Regions from separate parts of the Homo sapiens genome. Here region 1 is linked to region 2. Evidence: chromatin contacts called from ENCODE POLR2A ChIA-PET data. All regions are on one chromosome and are shown on one strand. The core of a region is the stretch at or near the end of the contact, and the rest is flanking DNA. Distances in the headings are between cores, read along the strand shown. Region 1 holds the start of CBX2 (chromobox 2). Region 2 holds the start of ACOX1 (acyl-CoA oxidase 1).

Region 1 (6,121 bases), core at 1,655-4,154, 3.8 Mb before region 2:
GAGCCTCCACACCTCCAGGGTCATGAAGTGCTAGCAGAACCTCCAGCCCCCAGGGAAAGCCTGTATTTCAGAAAAGGGGCCCTGGTAATTATCTGGGCAAACATCATCTCATTGGGGCCTGGAAGGCAACCTCCTCAACACAGTTCTGATTAGTACCAGGCAAAGTTCATACTCTTAAGTGCTGGTCCTTAACCTGAAATCTCCTAAAAGGACAATGAAGTGTTGCATGGATCTCCTCCGCTGAAATATTAACCTGTGCACTGACTGCTGTGATCCTGTGCGTCGCCAAGGGCCATACCCCCACCCCCTCCAATACCAAGCAGGTAACCGCCAGCTCCTAGTGCCCAGAGAGAGCTAACATTTTGGTGGATGGAGAAGGCTGTCCCACCTTCTCTGTTTTCTTTCTTCCACGATGTCATCCAAGCCACCCATGGGTTTTACACTCTTCTTATCTCAGGTGTTTCTGCTCTAACCAAAACCACAATCTCTCTCAACAGTTAGGACACCGTCTTAGATCCAGAGAAGCGCACCAGCCTCTGAAGTGGGCCAAGCCATTCCCCCACCCCAAGGCTCACAGCACCCAGACAGGAACTAACAGAAGACGATGGGTTGCTGTTACGATTTTCCAAAGGGATTTAAGCAAGCACAGGCTCTTCTTTTTGCTCGCCCCACCAGAAAACTCTATTTCCCCATTATCATGACCCCTCTGGGAAGACCCAATATGTCCCGCTACAGTGGAAAAAAGGGAATGCACCTTTTGCTACCAGAGAACAAACCGTCCAGATTGACCCTGGCTGGGAAAGACTCCAGCAACCAATTCTTCTGCCTCTATCCACAGGGCAAGTCCAGCCAGGGGATCCAGGGGGAGCCGTCAGTGAAACCACCCCCCATCTTGCCATTGCTTGAACAGTACTCCCTGGCCCTTCATGCCAGGTGGGCACATCCACTGCCCTCTCCTCACCACCCCTTGCCCTTGAACATCTCAAGGAGGCCTATCTCTTAACCTAAACTTCCTACCTAAAAATAGAAATGACATCTAGAATTACAGAAACAAGTCTGGCCCAATCCGGCCTCATGGTGCTACTTGGTACTGTATGCTGCAGGCCAGAGCAAAATAAATGTTTCTTTCTTGAGAGAGACATCACAATAGGCACAACTGCGTGCTGTGTGTTCCAGCTCCCTCTCTGAGCCTTCTTGCCTGATGGCACACGCGTGCAGGGCTGGAAGGGCAGACCTGCGTCACTGTGGCAAACCTGCTCTCCTGGTTTTCTGTTAGCGCCATGTGCAAATTACTCAGCAGAAAAGGCCAAGAGAAGCTATAACATCTTTATCTGAAGCAACTGAAAAAGTTGGTTTTTGCAAGTATGGCTGTCGGAAACACCAAAGCAGCACTTACTTAGGTTCTTCTCAGGGATGGATACAGGCTGGCTAGGAGAAGGTGGGAGAGGGGCTGGCTGGGGACTTTTACAGCCAGCCACAGAGATGGCCCTGGACACAATCTTGCTAAGGGACCTCAGACCACAGCCCCAGCTCCAGCCTCCCGGCAGGCGAGCAGCGCCCAGCACGACTCCAACCAGCCACCGTCCCTCCCCCACACCCTCCCCAGTGCTGTCAGCGTCCTCACTTCTTCTGGAAGGCCAGGAGCAGCCTCGGGTCCAGGATGTTCTCCTCCGGCTCCCAGCTGTTATGTCTGCAAAGCAGAGGACAGGGCAGCATTAGACGCCAGGCTGATGATCACCGCTTTGCAAGGCAGCCCGAGGGGGCTCGCCCTCACCGCTCCTCGACTTGGGCCGATGGCAGTGGCACCGTAGCACCATGGCACTTCTCAAAGTCCAAACCCAGGTTTTGGAGGCTGGCCACCCCCCACCAAGCCAGCACTCTAACCTCAGACCCAAAGGGAAACTGCCGCTCCAACCCCCCAATTAAAACAAGGCCACAAGAGGACTCCCACAGTCTCTGCCTGGGAGAAAAACAAACCCCCATAAAACGCAAAGTTGCAGAGAGGGATTCCCCCAAACCCTGGCCCGGAGCCAGAGGAGGAAGGGAAGGCAGGTCCAGCATGCAGGGAGGGGCACAGGCGCCCAGCCCGAGATCCAGAACAATGTGGCGCGCGGGCCGGGGCACCTCGAGGGGTAGCGAAGAAAGAGCGGGGTCCGGGAAGACGCAGAAACGGGGCCGCGGGAGCAGCTGTGCAGAGAGCCCCTTCCGGGGATGCCAAACACCCTCCCTTCCATTAAAAGAAAGAAAAAAAAAAAGAAACTCTACATCCATCAATAGCAAGCTCAGGTTACAGCGGGGAGAATCTGGCCAAGAGGAGGGGGGCTTGCATCCCGCGCCTCCCTCCCGGCCGGGACGGGGGTTGGGGGGAGCGCGGCGCGGCAGCCGAGGAGGTTCTGGCGCGGGGGGCCGCCCAGCTCTGCACCCGCGGGCGTGTAAACAAAGGGCAACCTCGGGCCGGGCGGCCCCCGCCCCCCTCAGAGCCGGAGGAGCCCGCGGGGACCCCGCGAACTTCCCGCTCTGCCCGCGGGCGCCCCCAGGCCACCGGACGGCGCGGCCGAGGGGCTCCACGTCCCCACCCCCGGGCGAGGGGGCGGGAGGGGGGCGCGGCGTCGCGGGGGACTCACTTGGAGGACCAGCCGCGCCACTTGACCAGGTACTCCAGCTTGCCCTGCGGGGAGAGAAGAGGGGCCGTGAGCCAGACGGACAGCGGGCGGCGGGCGGGGGGCCCGGCGGGCCGCACGCACCTTGCGGAGCCGCTTGCTCAGGATGCACTCGGCGGCGAAGACCTGCTCGCCCACGCTGCTCAGCTCCTCCATGCTGCCCGGCAGCCAGCCCGACCGCGGCGCCCGCCGCCAGTCACCCGCCCGGACCGCCGCGCGCCCCGCCGGCAGCACACAAAGCACCGCCCCCGCCCGGCGCCGGCCCGCCCCGCGCACGCGCACCGCCGCTCCGCGCCCGCGCCCCGGCCCGCCGCCCGCCCCCGCGCGCTGCCCAAATCCCGTGCGGGCCAATCAGCGAGGGGGGGCGGGTGCGGGGCGGGGCGGGGCGCGCATTGTCCGCGGCGGGCTGGGCCTCGCGCTCCGGCGGGGGGTCCCGCGCGGGGCCCCGGGCGGGGGCGGGGGCGGGGGTGGGGGCGCGGGCGGGCCCCTGGCTGGGGGAGGAGGTGCCTAGGGACTTCGGGCCTGGGGCGCCCACCGAGTCCCGCGTGATTCCCGGGGCGCGCCCGCCCTTGCTCCCAACTCCGTTTTCCGGGCAAAAAGCCATTGTTCTGGCCCGAAGGGAGGGAAGCGGGACGGGGCGCGGCGGCTGCTTCCTGCCCCCGCCTTCGAGGGGCGCTGCTCCGGGGCACGCGGGGCCCCACCCTTCCCCCGGCTTCTTGAACTGGCTTTTCCTCGGCAGCGGGGGAGTCGCTCTGTTTTGGACGAGAGCAAAACGGGTCGGGGGCTGGGGAAGGAAAGGAAGACGAAGTCCGGGGGAGGGGCCCACAAACCCCAGCAGCCGAGGCTTTTTCCCCCAAAGGCGAGAGAGGAAAATGCTTTAACTTAAACCACCAAGCACTCTGAGAAAGAAGTAATACGAACTGCCCGGAGTTCTTATTAAACAGCTATGAAAAGTGGATCCAGCCCCCGAGTTTTAGGGCACGTGTAGGGAGAAAACCAGCTGCACCTTTTCTGAATTTGTTCCCCGATTTTGATGAAATGGAGGGGGAGGGGGCGGTTTGCAAGGCTGTTCCTAACTTCGGACTAGGTCAGTAGTGGCCCGCCAGGGCTGGGCAGCCGGCGTCCTTCGGATCAATTGTCCGCGGCAGAAAAGGGTCAGGCCATGTTATGAAAGTGGGGGTGACCCCTTGTCCTCCCTGTGATCGTCGTCAGCAGGCTACCCTTTTATTCCGGTGTTAAGATTCGAATTCCATGAAGAATCACCCTTTAAGTTATTTAGATTTTGAATCAGGACAAGTCAAACACGTAATGAAAGAGACCTGAGCCTTAGCTTCATTCGTCTCAACGCAGTCTAACTCCATGAAAATTCACTCTCTGCTTTTCTTGCTTCCTTGAACACAGCTGCAAAATTCTCTTTCTGTTGAGCAGATCCAAAAGTCGTTTCTTGTTGTAGGAGACTGTCTCAATGTAATTGTGATCATCAAAACCATATTTATAAAGGGTTCTGCAGGAGAAATGTGTTTTTTTGTTTTTACAGAAAGGCCTACTGGAGAAAATACTGAACTGTAGGAACCGATCTTTCAATTTATGGCGTGTTCTTCAGTTTCTTTGGTTAGATAGGTTACATTCATTTGATTTCCTGGAGAGTACGTGCAAATTCAGATGTTGTTTGCAAAGAGGGCAGGAGAAAGGGAAATGTCCTTGGGGGGAAGGTGTTTGTTTACTCAGGGGCAGAGGCAGTAAAGAATCCTTGTGTTGGGATAAAACTGGCCTCTGGAGTGAAGGGATCCGCTAACAGTGTCTCCGCCGGCTCCTTTTGTATCCCTGTCTTGTGCAGCTTGGCAGTAAATTGTGGAGTTGAGGGCAAAGGTGTATTTATTGTAATCCTACAAATAGCTGGATCAGTTTCACATCACGTTTCCTTGCAGAATTCATCTTGGGTCTAAGATTTTGCCCTGGAAGTTTCCAGTTTCCTCTTTGACTCATGGTATGCTGGGATACTTGCTTGATTTCTTTTTAAAGAAAAGAAGGCTTTGAAAAGGGAATGATTTCTTTGCTTAAGAAATAAATTTGCTAGAATTTGATACTAACACATTGAAAAAAATAAATCAGCGTCCAGGAAGGTTTAACATGTACATCATCTACCCAACTGCAAACAGTTTGGGTAAAATAATATTTAGATAATTCATTTGGAGAAACAAATATGACAGATTTGGCCAGAATGAAATAATCAGATACATTCTGTGAACGTGTGATCCAAAATCTGTGGCACGTTCCCTAAAAACAAAGCTGGGAATAGGCAGAAGGGAAGAATAACCCCCAGCTAATCCAACTGTGTAAAACAAGCGGACGTCTTCCGTTTTGACTGTCACATTTTAAGAATTATTAAGACAAGTTAAAACTAATTATTGTATTATTCATTCGACAGATAGTTAGTATGTACTATCATGTGGGCACTACTAGATATCCAGTAGTATAAGACCGTAGCAGCAGCTCCATCTGTGGGTGATGGAAGTGGATGGACAGAGCCTCCCTCCACTGCGTCCAGTGTGGTGGCCGTTAGGCACCTGGGACTGCTGAGCACTGGCAGTGTGGCTAGTGCCACTGAAGGCTCGAATTTTAAATTGTATTTCACTTTAATTCATTTCAGTGGGAGTAGCCACATGTAGCTGGTGGTCACTGTACTGGACACTTTGCAGGTCCACAGGAATGAGAGGGATCTGCTTTAAACATATTTTAAATGAAAGTAATACGGTTACATAAATTAATCCTGGAATATGAATAGTTTACCTACACTCACAGTTATGCTTAATTATATACAAGAATGTTTAAAACACATACAAAAAAGATATTAAAAATCCAGGCACAGAGGAAGACATTCAGGGAGTACAGACTTTGTATAGTACTGATTTCCTTTCTACGCAAGTGATAAGGACAAGTATTAACTTATTCGTGTCTGAAATGCTACTAAGAAAGCATAAGTATTTTCACGCTATGCTTGTGGATCGAAAATTACAGATGCCAAAGCAAAGAATGTCTCACTCTGAAGTCAATGGAAAAGTCAGGAATTGAGATCAATCCAGTGACCCTGGATTTGGCAGCTGTAACTAGGTAACAGTAGTTACTTCTTAACCAAATACTTTCAAACAGCTCTTAGATTTTCTAAAAGCACTGTCTCCCTACTGCCATCAGCGGTGTTGGCTAAAAGGAGGAACCAGACACCACCACCAGCCGGTCTGCATGGGATACACTCAGGATTTAGAATACATCACACATTTACATCACATTTAATATCTCATGTCGTAATTTGCCCCCAGCTCCTCTGCACATTTGCAAGACTAAGGTGTGACTTACAGGCTAGCTGTGTTAATGTCACGCCGTTTCTGTGTATGTAATATGTGAATATTACATATGCGGGACAGACCGTGTTTGTGTATCAGAACTCAAGTAAAAATAAGCAC
Region 2 (5,932 bases), core at 1,114-3,613:
AAAACAATGGGCTTATACACTTCAAAAGTGTTAATGTCAGCCAGCCAGGCGCAGTGGCTCACGCCTGTAATCTCAGCACTTTGGAAGGCTGAGGCGAGCGGATCACATGAGGCCAGGAGTTGGAGACCAGCCTGGTCAACATAGTGAAACCCTGCCTCTAATAAAGACACAAAAATTAGCCAAGTGTGGTAGTACATTCCTGTAGTCCCAGCTACTCTGGAGGCTGAGGCATGAGAATCATTTGAACCCAGGAGGCGGAGGTTGCAGTGAGCTGAAATCATGCAACTGCACTCCAGCCTGGGTGACAGAGGAAGACATCATCTCAAAAGAAAAAAAAAAAGCGTTAAAGTCACAGAAGAAAAGTTCTTTGTTCTATTCTTGTAATTCTCGTGTAAATTTGAAATTATTTCAAAATAAAAACTCAGCAAATTTAGCTCTTCATCTAAGTCTTTTCTATTCAATGCTAAGTACACCCCTTATCATTGTTACATTAAGAGCAATTGGTTTCCTAGAATATTAGAACTAGAAGGTCAGCTGTCAAGCAGCCATTTGTTCACTCCACAAAGATTTCCTGAGCACCTTTAGCGGGGCAGGCACTGTGCCAGGTACAGAGAATAAACTAGACACCCTCTCTGCTGTTGAAGGGGCCTGAGATCAGCAGCTTAATAAGACAAATGAGGATCCTGAGGTCCTAGGGGTTAAGAGTGTGTATTATAGTTCTATTATTCAAATTATGAATGTTATGCATCTCTCGTAGTTTTACTTCTGAGAAAACCAAAGTCATAGTATTACACAGACTACAGACAGGCTAGGCGCAGCGGCTCACGCCTGTAATCCCGGCGCTTTGGGAGGCCGAGGCAGGTGGATCAACAGGTCAGGAATTCGAGACCAGCCTGGCCAACATGGCAAAATCCTGTCTCTACTAAAAATACAATTAGCTGGGTGTGGTGGCGAGCCCCTATAATCCCAGCTACTCGGGAGGCTGAGATAGGAGAATCGCTTGAACCCAGGGGGTGGAGGTTGCAATGAGCTGAGATCATACCACCACACTGCAGCCTGGGCGACAGAGCGAGACTCCGTCTCAAGAAAAAAAAAAAAAATGACTAGAGATGATTCAACAAATCCCTGAATCTCCCTTGTCTACAATCCCACTGGGCAGAACTGTTTTTGTTTTTTGTTTTTTTTCTGTAGAGACAGGGTCTCACTATGTTGCCCAGGATGGAGTGCAATGTCACAATCTTGGCTCACCGCAACCTCCACCTCCGGGGCTCAAGCCACCATCCCATCTCAGCCTTCAGAGTAGCTGGGACTACAGGCGCATGCCACTACACCCAGCTAATTTTTTGGTATTTTTTGTAGGGATGGGGTTTTGCCATGTTGCCCAGGCTGGTCTTGAACTCCTGGGCTCAAGTGATACGCCCGCCTCGTCCTCCCAAAGTGCTGGGATTCCAGGCGTGAGCCACCGCGCCCGGCCCTACACTAGGTTTTAACAGTAAGTGTGCATTTCCCACTTTGATGACGGTGATGGCGAAAGCAAAGAAGTCTGGATTCCAAGACCTCTAGTAACTGCCAGGTTGCGGGGGAAAATGTCTGGTTTCCCAGACAGAAGGCTTAGAGCAGCACCGCCCGCTTGGTCTCATTCTAAGTCCCCGTCCACCCCTTGAACAGCGCTCACAATCCCACACCCAGGGCCCCGGAACCCACGCCTCTGCCAGTAAAGACGCCATTATCTTAACAAAAGGTAACTGGAGCCTCTCCCCAAAGAGACTGGTTCCCGTCCCATTCTTCTCCAATCCGGGTGGATTTGGCAAAAGCCCAAGTGACCCTCCCTAGCAATTCCGCAAAGCCCCATCTCCCGCCCCAGACTCCAGAGTCTCCCGACCACTCTCATTTCGGAGAGGCCTAGGGGCACGGACCCGGAAGCGTGACAGAGGCCGCGGGGTAAGAGGGGGGCAAGTGCAGGCGCAATCCCTCCTCAGCCTCGTTGTCCCGCCCCCTTCCCAAGGCCCCAGCCAACCTGTTCTAGGCGTCGCCGGTCCTCGGATTTCTTCTTTCCGCCTCGCGTGGTCACGTGACGGGGGAGGGGCGGGATACAAAAAGTGCTTTATTTTCCCACTCCCCGGACGCCCAGCAGGGCAGTTTCTTGACCTTCGGAGCCCCTTTCCCGAGGATCCGCTCGGGAGCCTCCCCTGGCCAGGAGCAGGGGATTAGTCTGCCCCGCGACCGGCCCCAGCCACGACGCGGACATCGCCCCCTCTGTCTGGGCCGCTGTCACTCACGCGCCAAAGGGCCACGGAGAAAGAAGGGGCGGGCCGGGGCGGGCCGGGCGAGCGGAGGCGGGGACTTGCGCCGTCCTGAGGCTGCCTCCTAGGGTCCGGCCGGCGCTGGAGCTGCGGATTTAGATTGTCACTGCCACCTCGGTCGGTGCTTACTTCGCTGCCAGCTGGTCGTCGCCATGAACCCGGACCTGCGCAGGGAGCGGGATTCCGCCAGCTTCAACCCGGAGCTGCTTACACACATCCTGGACGGCAGCCCCGAGAAAACCCGGCGCCGCCGAGAGATCGGTGAGGGCGGCGGGCGAGACCTCCCTCCTTTCCCGAGAAAAGCTGGAGACTCCCTCGATGCGGAGTCAGGGGCGCTGTGGGGCCTAGGCCCTCTGGCCCAGCGTTAGGGGAGCCGGGACCCCCACTTCGAGGAACAGCCTGTGTCCCTGGTGGGGGGATATCGCCATTCCCCAGGTGTGTCCGCGACTCTGAAGCCTATTGTGATTCAGGGAGGGTGGAACGGAGGCCCGAGTGTCTGTCTGCCTTTTAATGCCCTTTAACCCCCTTTCAGAGAACATGATCCTGAACGACCCAGACTTCCAGCATGAGGACTTGAACTTCCTCACTCGCAGCCAGCGTTATGAGGTGGCTGTCAGGAAAAGTGCCATCATGGTGAAGAAGATGAGGGAGTTTGGCATCGCTGACCCTGATGAAATTATGTGGTTTAAAAAGTAGGTATGCCTTAGAACAGAGCAAGTGTTGTTAAGCCTAAACTTTACAGCTGCGGTCTATGGTGGCCTTTCATCACCGTGCTTGGTGTTTGAAGATGCAAACTGGCATATTTTCATGCAACTTTATAAAGTTATATGTGTGGCCGGGCGCGGTGGCTCACGCCTGTAATCCCAGCACTTTGGGAGGCCGAGGCGGGCGGATCACCAAGTCAGGAGATCGAGACCATTCTGGCTAACACGGTGAAACCCCATCTCTACTGAAAATACAAAAATTAGCCGGGCGTGGTGGCGGGCGCCTGTAGTTCCAGCTACTCGGGAGGCTGAGGCAGGAGAATAGCGTGAACTAGGGAGGCGGAGCTTGCAGTGAGCCGAGATCGCGCCACTGCACTCCAGCCTGGGCAAGAGTGCGAGACTCCATCTCAAAAAATAAATAAATAAATAAATAAATAAAGTTATATGTGTGAAAAATAATGTGATCACTTTTGTATCCAAGCCTTTTCGTGGGATGACGTGTTTGTAGAATGCTGATAATAAATGGAAATGCAGGAGTTTTTGTTCTCAAGAGTACAGTTTCAAGGATGTTGTAAAAGCATTGTTCTGCCCAAGCAACTCAAATTTGACTGATTTAAATGCAGAATCATTTTGCTCTTTGTAAGGAGGACTGCTAAAATTCTGAATCTGGGAGCATTTTTTTTTTTAGTTGCACGACCATTTAAATATTTTGGAGCAATAGCAGATTATATTATATGGTAGTGTGGACCTGGATGAAGAATGATCTGTGACGCCTCTGAATGAATAGAAAGTCTAAGAACCCAGTAGTTCTGAATCCATGACAGTGCTTGAATGGTTGTCTTGTGCATATGAGAGAGACGTCATAAAAACCTGCCTTGGTTCTAGTGTGGAAGAGAGTATATCCTTTTTTCAGACCATGTGTTTTGTTGTGTTTTTTGTTTTTGTTTTTGTTTTTTGAGACGGAGTCTCGCTCTGTCGCCCAGGCTGCAGTGCAGTGGCACGATCTCGGCTCACTCCAGCCTCCACCTCCCGGATTCAAGCGATTCTCCTGCTTCAGCCTCCTGAGTAGCTGGGATTACAGGCGCCCGCCACCACACCCGGCTAATTTTTGTATTTTTAGTAGAGATGGGGTTTCGCCATGTTGCCAGGCTGGTCTCAAACTCCTCACCTCGTGATCCACCCTGCTCCACAAGGAACGGTAAAAATAAATAAAAATAAGGACTTCGGGCCGGGCACAGTGGCTCATGCCTGTAATCTCAGCACTTTGGGAAGCCAAGGCAGGTGGATCACTTGAGGCCAGGAGCTCGAGACCAGCCTGGCCAAAATGGTGAAACTCTCTCTACTAAAAATACAAAAATTAGCCGGGCCTGGTGGTGCGCTTCTGGGGTCCCAGCTATTCAGGAGGCTGAGGCAGGAGAATCCCTTGAACCTGGGAGGCAAAGGCTGCACTGAGCCGAGATCACGCCACTGCACTCCAGACTGGGCAACAAAGAGAGACTCTGTCTCAAAAAAAAAAAAAAAAAAAAAAAAGACTTTTTTGCCTTAACCTAAACAAACACTATTACATGATCCTAGTACAAGATTATTTTGGCCTATAGCATTTTTTTCTCATTTATTCCTGGGCATTTTCTCTTTTAGGTTTCTCCATTTTAAAGGAACTCCAGTATTTTCATCGGTAAAGACTAAATCGTATGAGTGGTGTATAGACTAGAACCAAGCTAAATAGAACATGTTGCACGTTCTGCCTTTATGGTAATAATGGTCACTGCCTCTAGTGCCTTTGGTATCGATTTTCAGCTTGACTTGGGTTATTTTTGTGAAGATGAAATGGTTTACTCTGGCACTTTGGACTTTCCTCAGAGCTCCACTCAGTTTTAAACGAAAAAATTTTGTTTATTTATTTTTGGTAGTTCAAATCAGCATACTTCCAAATGGTCTGTTTTGTTTTTGAAGTTTGTAACTCATGGCTGTGGGGATATTGAGATAGAGTAACTCCTCCTAGAAGATTATGTTACTGATACCTGTGTTGTGTTTGTAAATTTGAAAAAATTAGTAAGATTTTATTCCTTCTTGAAACGTCAGGAAAAAAGTGGGTTGAGTGTGTGTGTGTGTGTTTGAATGGGTGGTGCAGTGCATTTCAAAGCTGATAGAGATGATTTCATAACCTGTGACCTGTTGATAATGTGAACCAGACTCGAGTGAGGTCACAATGAAATAGAACAAAGTCTTTTATGCGGGTTAAAGATTCATGGACACCGGGAAGTTGTTTTGTGTATCATTTTTCATGTGAAGTATTAAAGTACAAACTTTAACACACCCTTTGACACACTTCCAATGTCCTTAGGATATGACAAGGAGATCAGTTTTTAAGTAAGAGAAGGGGTTTGTAAATGAGTCCTGGAAATTATCGCATGCTATCGAGTTAAAGCCTCGGTTATATAATCTCATCGATTATAACTCACACCAGTGTTTTGTGTACCACTAAGAAAGAAAGAATGCTGCCAGTTAACCGTGACATGCTATTAATTGTGAAATACATCACCTTTCTTTCTTTTCTTTTCTTTCTTTCTTTCTTTTCTTTTCTTTCTTTTCCTTTCTTTTTCTTTCTCTTTCTCTTCCTCTTTCTTTTTCTTTCTCTCTCTTTCTTTCTCTCTCTCTCTCTCTCTCTGCATTTCCATTTATTTCCATTATCAGCAGGTGAAGAGGCATCTGCCACCTCACCCAGCTAACTTTTGTATTTTTAGTAGAAATGGGGTTTCACCATGTTGGCCAGGCTGGTCTCGAACTCCTGGCCTTGTGATCCACCCGCCCCTTCCTCCCAAAATGCTGGGATTACAGGCATAAGCCACTGCGCCTGGCTGAGAAAACATTTTTAACTGATGTTAATGAGCAGCTTCTAAACACATGATTAGGACGCAGAAGTCG

Evidence for each region. ChIA-PET counts read pairs that join two places held with the same protein, here RNA polymerase II (POLR2A).
Region 1: POLR2A ChIA-PET joins it to region 2 with 14 read pairs in A673. The contact joins the promoter of CBX2 here to the promoter of ACOX1 in region 2. POLR2A ChIA-PET finds 5 or more read pairs at or near these places in 2 of 52 experiments (A673 and CD8-positive, alpha-beta memory T cell).

Annotation. Positions count from the first base shown.
Region 1 is chr17:79,774,931-79,781,051 of GRCh38, reverse strand. It overlaps CBX2 (chromobox 2), which reads right to left and starts at 2,904. Exons shown (of 5, transcript NM_005189.3): 1 at 2,745-2,904; 2 at 2,625-2,668; 3 at 1,625-1,690. The coding sequence starts at 2,816. RefSeq lists an enhancer at 1,651-2,244 and silencers at 2,640-2,709, 2,720-3,099.
Region 2 is chr17:75,975,597-75,981,528 of GRCh38, reverse strand. It overlaps ACOX1 (acyl-CoA oxidase 1), which reads left to right and starts at 2,363. Exons shown (of 14, transcript NM_004035.7): 1 at 2,363-2,564; 2 at 2,836-2,995. The coding sequence starts at 2,456. TEN1 (TEN1 subunit of CST complex) reads right to left here and starts at 2,289. Exons shown (of 4, transcript NM_001113324.3): 1 at 2,018-2,289. TEN1-CDK3 (TEN1-CDK3 readthrough (NMD candidate)) reads right to left here and starts at 2,312. Exons shown (of 10, transcript NR_037709.1): 1 at 2,018-2,312. RefSeq lists enhancers at 1,801-1,900, 2,022-2,605, 2,471-2,700, 2,606-3,189 and a silencer at 2,321-2,390.